3 separate regions of the Homo sapiens genome follow, and regions 1 and 2 are each linked to region 3. Evidence: read pairs that join two places in POLR2A ChIA-PET (ENCODE). Cell type or tissue: GM12878. All regions are shown on one strand.

The links. Peaks named below come from ENCODE experiments on the same cell type or tissue, not always from the same donor. Only the 100,000 strongest peaks of a DNase experiment are listed, where the experiment ranks them.
Region 1: POLR2A ChIA-PET joins it to region 3 with 13 read pairs; 17 of 35 experiments call an interaction of 5 or more read pairs at or near these places.
Region 2: POLR2A ChIA-PET joins it to region 3 with 112 read pairs; 16 of 35 experiments call an interaction of 5 or more read pairs at or near these places.

The regions. Positions count from the first base shown.
Region 1 is chr15:31,254,597-31,257,096 of GRCh38, reverse strand. No RefSeq gene overlaps it. Among named protein-coding and RNA genes, the nearest start is that of LINC03034, 25 kb to the right of the region's middle. RefSeq lists an enhancer at 604-1,176. In GM12878, no CTCF peak of the experiment used is centred here; a DNase peak (open chromatin) is centred at 1,223; H3K27ac peaks cover 2,328 bases.
Region 2 is chr15:31,262,790-31,265,289 of GRCh38, reverse strand. No RefSeq gene overlaps it. Among named protein-coding and RNA genes, the nearest start is that of LINC03034, 33 kb to the right of the region's middle. In GM12878, a CTCF peak has its summit at 832 (motif pointing left); DNase peaks (open chromatin) are centred at 1,119 and 1,839; H3K4me3 peaks cover 198 bases; H3K27ac peaks cover 2,500 bases.
Region 3 is chr15:31,325,351-31,327,850 of GRCh38, reverse strand. It overlaps KLF13 (KLF transcription factor 13), which reads right to left and starts at 1,016. Exons shown (of 2, transcript NM_015995.4): 1 at 62-1,016. The coding sequence starts at 638. RefSeq lists an enhancer at 1,294-1,807 and a promoter at 835-1,891. In GM12878, no CTCF peak of the experiment used is centred here; a DNase peak (open chromatin) is centred at 1,260; H3K4me3 peaks cover 2,141 bases; H3K27ac peaks cover 2,219 bases.

The DNA of each region.
Region 1 (2,500 bases), 71 kb after region 3:
ACTCATCCCCTTCATGAGGGCTTCACTCTCAGGGCCTAATCACCCCCAGCAAAGGCTTCACCTCCCAACACCATCACCACAGGAGTTAGGATTTCAATATATGAAACTGGGAGGGACACAAACACTCAACCCATTGCACCACTGGGCTAGAGCCCAGAGTCAGCACCTGCTGCTGCCCTGGTAGAGAAGCAGGGGCTGTGGGAGGAGCTGGCACTGCTGTTCTGTATCGAGGAGGATGCATCTTCTTTGCCAGAGCTGTGACTGCTGATAAAGGTGCCGCCTGTGCTCAGGCTTCTGGGGTCCCTAATCATCCAGCTCCTGCTGCTACAACTGCCATGCTGTGATACGGACATTCCTCTCTTCCTCCTGCCTTTGGAGCTCCTGCCACACCTCCTATGTTAGGTGCTACCACAGGGCCTAACCAGAAGCCAGTGGGTGAGGTGCCTGGCACATGCAGAAACCCCGGAGCCCCAGAGCAGAGCACAGACGGCGGGTGTGGGCAGCGACCCTGGCAGCCACCAGCACAGCCCCAACCAGGCTCCAGCCCCACTTGCCTGCTCTTGGCTCCTTGAAGCCCCGGGCTCCCCAGGGCAGCTGGCACGCCCTCCACACTTCTCCCCTGGGCTGAGTGCAGCTCACACTCTGGGTGTGGCACATAGGCCATTTCTGGAAGAGGCTTTCCTAAGCCCACAGGGGCTGCACTGTCTCCTGCTGCTGTTTTCTGCACATCTTCCTCACTAGAGGTGAGTTTCCTGAGGGCAGACAACAAACCTCACTTAGGCCCAGGCCATAAACACGGTGTATGTTTAGTGAATTTGTGAATTAAGAATGAAGGAATGTGGCTCACGCCTGTAATTCCAGCACTTTGGGAGGCTGAGGCGGGCAGATCACTTGAGGTCAGGAGTTCAAGACCAGCTTGGTCAACATGGTGAAACCCTGTCTGTATTTACAACACAAAAAATTAGCTGGGCTTGGTGGCAGGTGCCTGTAATCCCAGTTACTCAGGAGGCTGAGTGGGGAGAATCACTTGAACCCAGGAGGTGGAGGTTGCAGAGAGCATAGATTGCGCCACTGCACTCCAGCCTGGGTGGCAGCGTGAAAACTCACAGGCCTGCCGTTGGGAAAATTATAGAGTAGGTTGGGGGATTTTCTCTCTGGAGATCCCCTTTCCACACTCTCAATTTCTCTATTGCTTCAAGTTCCCGTCCTGACATCTGGCCACACCACACCGCCCTCCCTCAGGTCCTTCCTTCTGGCCCTGCACCTGGTGTCCAAGGGTGTGTAACTGGAACTATGTTGTCAATGGCCCAGACCCGAGCTTTGTGGCATAAAACACACAACTAGCTATTTATAGTCAGGGCTATTTATACAGAGTTTATGAAAAAATAGTTATGTGGTAGAACAAACTTGGAAAATTCAGGTTTAAGCAGATTAAACATGATCCTCTACTACAGAATTTCTCAGCTCCTGAAGACATTAAGGTGTCACTCCATAAAGGGGGCTCATTAGCTCAGTTCCCCAAACTTATGGAACCACAAACTCCTTCTTTTTAGGAACACCTAAGCAGAGTGTAGTAATTGATTAGTTATAACTTTAAATATATGTAATTGATCTATCTTTAAAGAGGTAACACATGCCCATAGAACAACACTCAATAGACAAAGTCAGGTACACAGAATAAAAAATGTGTCTTCCTTCCCGGCCAGCCACCCAGTCCCCCGCCCCAGAGGCAACCGCTGTCAGTAGCAGCATGCGTTTCTTCTCAGAAATGAGGCACAGCTTGTCACCCAAGATGGAGGCTTCCAGGAGGGCTGTGGATGCTTCTGGCTGCCCCTGCTCCTGGCTGCCCCTGCTCCTGGCTGCCCCTGCTCCTCCCATAGATGAGCCTGCTATGGTGGCCGCCACTGTTCTGCTCTGTCTAGCCTTGGGCCCACATTTATCCCTTTTTGTCCACTTTTTCAGAACCTGGAGGTGCTGCTGTTGCTCCTCACAGGTGGCTCCTGTGCCCCAGGCAACAAGCCAGAGGCACCAGTACCCTGGGCATGGCTCCCTTTCATTTACGACTCACTGTAGTTACTTTAGAGCCTTGGAGTGTTCTCTGGGATGAAAAAGATCAGGAATAGCTCTAGGCTGTGGCCTGGAGGAGCCTTGGGATCTCTTCATCCTTTGGAAGAAGGTGAGTTTCTTGGAAAATATTCCAGAAACGGCTCGAGCAGTTGTACCATGCTATTGTGCAAAAGAACGTCCAAAAACATCCTCACTTCTTCATGGCATGGACTTTCTCTGGAGTGGAGTGGGAGTGGTGCCAAGCACATGATGACAGAAGATCATAAAAACGGGAAATGGAATGGGTTTATTAGCTATTTGCTGCCGTGTAACCAGTTACTCCCAAGCCTTGCAGCTGAAATAACAAACTTTTATTATCTCATGAAGTTTCTGAGGGTCAGGAATTTGGGAGTTACTCAGCTCTGCAGTTCAGTCTCAGCATTGCATCGAGTTG
Region 2 (2,500 bases), 63 kb after region 3:
CTGTCCCTTGTAGCCAGACATTTTTCTAGCTGCTGCCCCAATGGACCCTGCAGACCGGGGGCCCTAGGACCACCGAGTGCAGAGGTGGGGGCGGGTGCCCTCTGCCCCCTCCACTCCCTGGAGCCCAGCAGTCTGGGCAGTGGGGTTACCCCCTAAGGGATGCCACAGCCCACCAGCTCCCCACAGAGGCGGCGTCCTGAAGCCCCTCTGTCACCGTCTCTTAGTTGTCCTTTCTGGCTCAGAGCATGCACAGGGAAAGGCAGGAGGCAGGGACAGGTCTGCAGGTGAGAACCACTGGAATGGACTCTGCCTGGGGATTATTTGTGGCCAGTCCTGGTGAAGGTGCTTCCTGAAATGCCTTCTCTCTGTGCCCCTTTGATACTCCCTACTCCCCTATCTCCCACAGTGGGGCCTTTCCTCCCGGCAGCCCCCTCCCAGTGCTTAGTCCAGGGTGGGGAGATGGGGATCATGGGAGGTGCTGGGGAGGTACGGTTCATGTGAGGCCTGGGGACCTTTGTATGGGGTCCCTAAAGCTGCTCCACTCCTTCCCTAGGGTCCCCAAGCCCAGGACCTCACAGTCGCCCCTGCCCCCTGCCCCTCATCCCCCTCCTTCTCAAAGCCAAAAGGTTCTGCGTGCTGCTCTCCAGGGCTCCTCCTCTGGATCCTAAGCCCATAGCTGAGTTTAGGCCTCAGCCTGCTAAGTGCACGTTTCCTGAAGCCCACCCATAGCAGGAGACACAAGAAGGGGTGAGGGAGGGCTGCCGGGCAGCCTAGGTGCCACTCGGATGGCAGGGGTGTTGGGGCCGGTCCCCTGCCGCCCCCTGGAGCTGGCAGTCCATTTCAGAAGCAGAAACAGGAAGTCCTTCCTGACTGCCAAGCAGGGCAGGGCAGGTGCTCAGTGTGGCCCAGCTGCTCAGAGCAGGCTGGTGAGGCCCTGGCAGCAGGCACAGCAGGGCCCCGACAGCAGGATCCCCAGCCGAAGACACTCTCTGGGCCACAGGACAGGGAGCCGGCCACAGGATCAGCCCACAGTTCGTGGCTGGGAGCTGGGCATGGGAACGAGAAGAAAGACCAGCTCAGGAACCGGCAACCACAGTGGGTTTCGGTTCAACCAGCGTTTGCGGAACCCTGGCTTTGTGCCAGGCAGAACACTCAGCACTGGAAAGGCGCCAAGGGGAAGGTGGCGCAGGCCTGCCCATCTCAGTTTCTGCTCTGAGCAGACGGGTCACCCAGGAAAGGGCCACTGCAGAAACACGTGGAGATCAGACAAGACACAGTGGGGCTGGTCCCCGAAGAAGCAGTCCCCAGATGTTGGCTGGGTGGGGAGGGGAGTGTGGGGTTCGAATCAGCCAGGGAGGGAACAGGGCGAGAGCAGGACAGGCCGGGCCTGGCTAGCATGTGGCTGGCACACAGCTGAGGGCAAGACAGATGGCTGGGAGCAGGCACTGTGCTCAGTGGAACCTTTTCAGGACCCAGGCTGGGGAGAGACAAGCTGAGAGCAGAGGTTCGGGAAGATGGCAGGGTGGCGGCGGCAGCATTGCAGAGGTGGGATTGCCCTGGCTTTCAGGGGGGCATCACATCAGGGCCTTTGAGCTGAGCTGCAGAGTCTAAGTGGCATAGGGAATTTCCCAGCTCAAGTCAAGAGAGCTAGGACATAGTTAAAACCTGGAAAGGACGGGCAGGTAGAAGTCCAATTCCAGGTTCAGCCTCATTGGGTAAATGACGCATCGAAAACTATGCACGTGCTGTGGGATAAATTTCCAGAGTCTGCATGCTTAGGCCAGATTCTCTAGAGCAAGAGAGGGCCTGCCAAAAGGTCAGTGCATGATTCAGGTCTTTTGCAAGTCACCAATTCTAGCTGACTTTACACTGAAAGAGGAACTTGAGACAAGGAAGCCACGCTGGAGCTCCAGAGAGCCCTGGGGAGGGTGCAGCAGAATCACCTCAAACTCTCTCTGCGTTGGCTTGGAGCTCCTTCCTCTGCAGACAGATGCCCTGTGCTCCCAGACCCTGCCATGGGAAATGACTGTCCCAAATCCCCCCAAGTTTATGTCTCGGTAAAGTGAGCTAGGATCTCCTGGGGCCAGTTCTGCACTCCTGAGGAGGGGGCTTTGGTTGGTCAAGTGCACATCCCTGCGCTAATCCAGCGTAGCTGGGGCAAAGTCACCTCATCCGGATCAGAAAGATCAGACCCCAGGAAAGTGCTGAGAGGCGCTGAAGGTGTGGGGCTCATATACATGCACCCCAGAACCTGATTTACTATGCCCAGAGAAGATGGCATATGGCCGTGTGTTTGCCTTCCAGAATCTCAATGCAGCCTTGTTTGCATGTGATATGTGTGACATGGATGAACAGCAACAGATTTAGGGCCAGATAGGCTTCTTGATTTTTGTCGGATGTCTACAAGCCTGGCCTGTAGTGTGACCCCTTCAGGTGTTCAGCTTGGACAGTAAACAGTCATCAAGGGCTTGCCTGCCACACCAGGCTGTACCCTGAGGGT
Region 3 (2,500 bases):
GGTCGGGCAGCTCGCGCCGACCCCGTCCGCGCGATCCGGGCGCCCGCGCCGCCCCACTGACCTGTGTGAGTTCTCAGGTGCGCCTTGAGGTGCGAAGATTTCCCGTAAACTTTCTCGCAGCCCGCGTAGTGGCACTTGTGCTTCCTCTGCGGGGACTCGAGGTCGGCGCGACTTCGGCCCCGCCGGACCCTTTGTCTGAGGCCGGGCTCGCCGCTCCCCGCGGGCCCCGGCTCCCGCTCGGGCTCCAGCCCCGCCTCGGGCTCCGGCTCGCTCCACGCCGGGCTGGGGGGCGCGGCCGCCGCGCCTTCGGCGCCGGGGGAGGTGGGCTCGGGGGCGGGCGGCGGCAGGCGGCAGGGGGTCCTCGCCTTCCGGGCCGCGGCGCCCTCCCTGCGCTCCGCCGGGGCGGGCGCCGGCGCTTGCTGGTTGAGGTCCGCTAGGATCCGCGCCACCACGAAGAGCGAGGCGCTGTCCTTACCGTCGCGGCGCTCCTCGACGCGGGGCAGCGTGGGGGTGGCGGCCACGGCCGCGCCCTCGGGCCGGGACTCCGGCCCCTCCCGCGGCCCGTGCACGACCGCGCGGCTCGACATGGACACGAGGCACTCGGCGGCGAAGTGGTCCACATAGGCGGCGGCTGCCATGCTGCGGGCTGGGGCCGGCGGCGGTGCTCTTGCTGCGAGTCGTCAGCCGCGCATCCGCACCCACGGCCTCGGGAGAGCGGGCGGGGGGCGGGGGCGCGGCGCGCCCTCTCCTCGGGCTGGGCTGGGCTGGGCTGGGCGCGCAGCCGCCTGTGCCGTCACCCGCGCGGCTCCGCGTCTGCGAGGCGCCGGCCCGGCCGGGCACCGAAGAGTGAGCGCATGGGGCGCGCGGGCGACTGGGGTCCCCGCGCGGCGTCAGGGGCGGCCGGTTCTAAGGATGCCGAGCGGCAACGTTAGGGACCACCTCGCCAAGTCGCGGCCGCAGCTTCGCCGCGCATTGTGGCAGGCGGGACAGCTGCCGTGCGCGCCGCGGCTCCGTGTGGGCGGCCCGGCCCCGGGGGTGGGCGGGGCCGGGGCCACATCTGGACCCGACGTCAGCCCCCAGCCACATCCTGGCGGCGCAGGTTACAGGCGGCGGCGGCTGCGGGGAGCTGCGCGCGCGGAGGGGGCGGGGACCCCAGAGCGCGCACCGGCGGAACGGAGCGGTCGCGTGCCCGCGCCTGGGCAAGGGGGCGTGACCGAGGGCCGGGACAGACGCCATTGGTCCGTGAGTGCACGGCCAGGCCAATCCGAGCCGTTAGAGGGGCGTGCCCGGTCCCGGGCCCTGCGCGCGCCAGTGGGCGTGTCCCCTGGGCCGGTGGGAGGAGGGGCGGAAACTGGAGCGGGGCGCGCTGACGCATGACGTCCGGGGGCGGCGGGCCGGGTAGTCGCGGCGCGGAGCGGCTGCTTGTACCCCCCGCGGCGGGGACACAGCGAGCACTTCTCTGCCGGAGCTTTTATGTGGTGACAGCCTTGGCCCCCGGCATGGAGGGGAGCGGTTTCTGGAGGGCGCCATTTGTTCCTCCCGCGATGGGCGCCGGCGGGGAGGCGTGTCTGCCCGGCCGGGCGCGGGGCTGCCTAGGGGCGGAACGCACTCGCGCCGCGCCCTCCGCCGCCGGCTTGCCGGGTGGCCGCGCCTAGAGCCTCAGGCCGCTCGCCCTCCCCACGCCCCTGCCTTGCAGAGCTCCGGGAGTCCGGGCGGGGCAGCTCCCGCGGGAGGGACAGACTCGGGCTCGTTCCTGGGGTCCGGGGTGCGGCCGCGCTGCCCTTCAGCTCGGGTCAGCCCGAGCAGGACTGGCCTCGGCTGGCGGTGAGCCTGGCAGCCCGGGTGGCGCGCCCACCGCGGCCTGTGCCTCCAGAAGCGAACTACGTGCCAGGGCGGCCGGCGCCGCTGCTGAGGGAACGCGGGGCCCCTTCCTCCCCATCCCGCCGCAGGCCCGCTGCCAACTCTTCTAGGCTGCCCCTCTCCCACCGCGGTCGGGGGGGCTTCAAACGCCACCAGCTGCGAGGACCCCGCCCACCGCGCCCCACCCGCCCGCTGTCTGGGCCTCCCGGAGGAAATGCTCGGCTGCGCCCAGCCCGCGCCTCCCAGCCCGGGCTGGGCCACCTTGCCCTTGACTCTCACGGTAACCCCTACCCCAGCCCGCGGCCCCAGCCATTCTCCAGGCCTGGGCCGTCCTCGGAGACGCCGGTGAATAACTTCCCACCGCCGCGGAACCGGGCTCAGCAAACCCCCTACTGCCTCGCCCCGTTGCATTGTGCTTAATGGACGTTCGAAGGAGTCAGCCACCCTTGCTGTGTTCTGAGAGGAGCCTGGAGAATGAAGGAGCCCGGGCACTCACCCTCAGTGGACCCTCGCAGTGGGAGGGGGGTGTCATTCTTCTCTCAGAATTAAGGTTAATAGCCGAGTTCGAGTTCTCACCAAATTAATTTGGGGTTGGAGCTCAGTAAGACTGGTTTTCAGGTAACCGACGAGGGACCGAAAC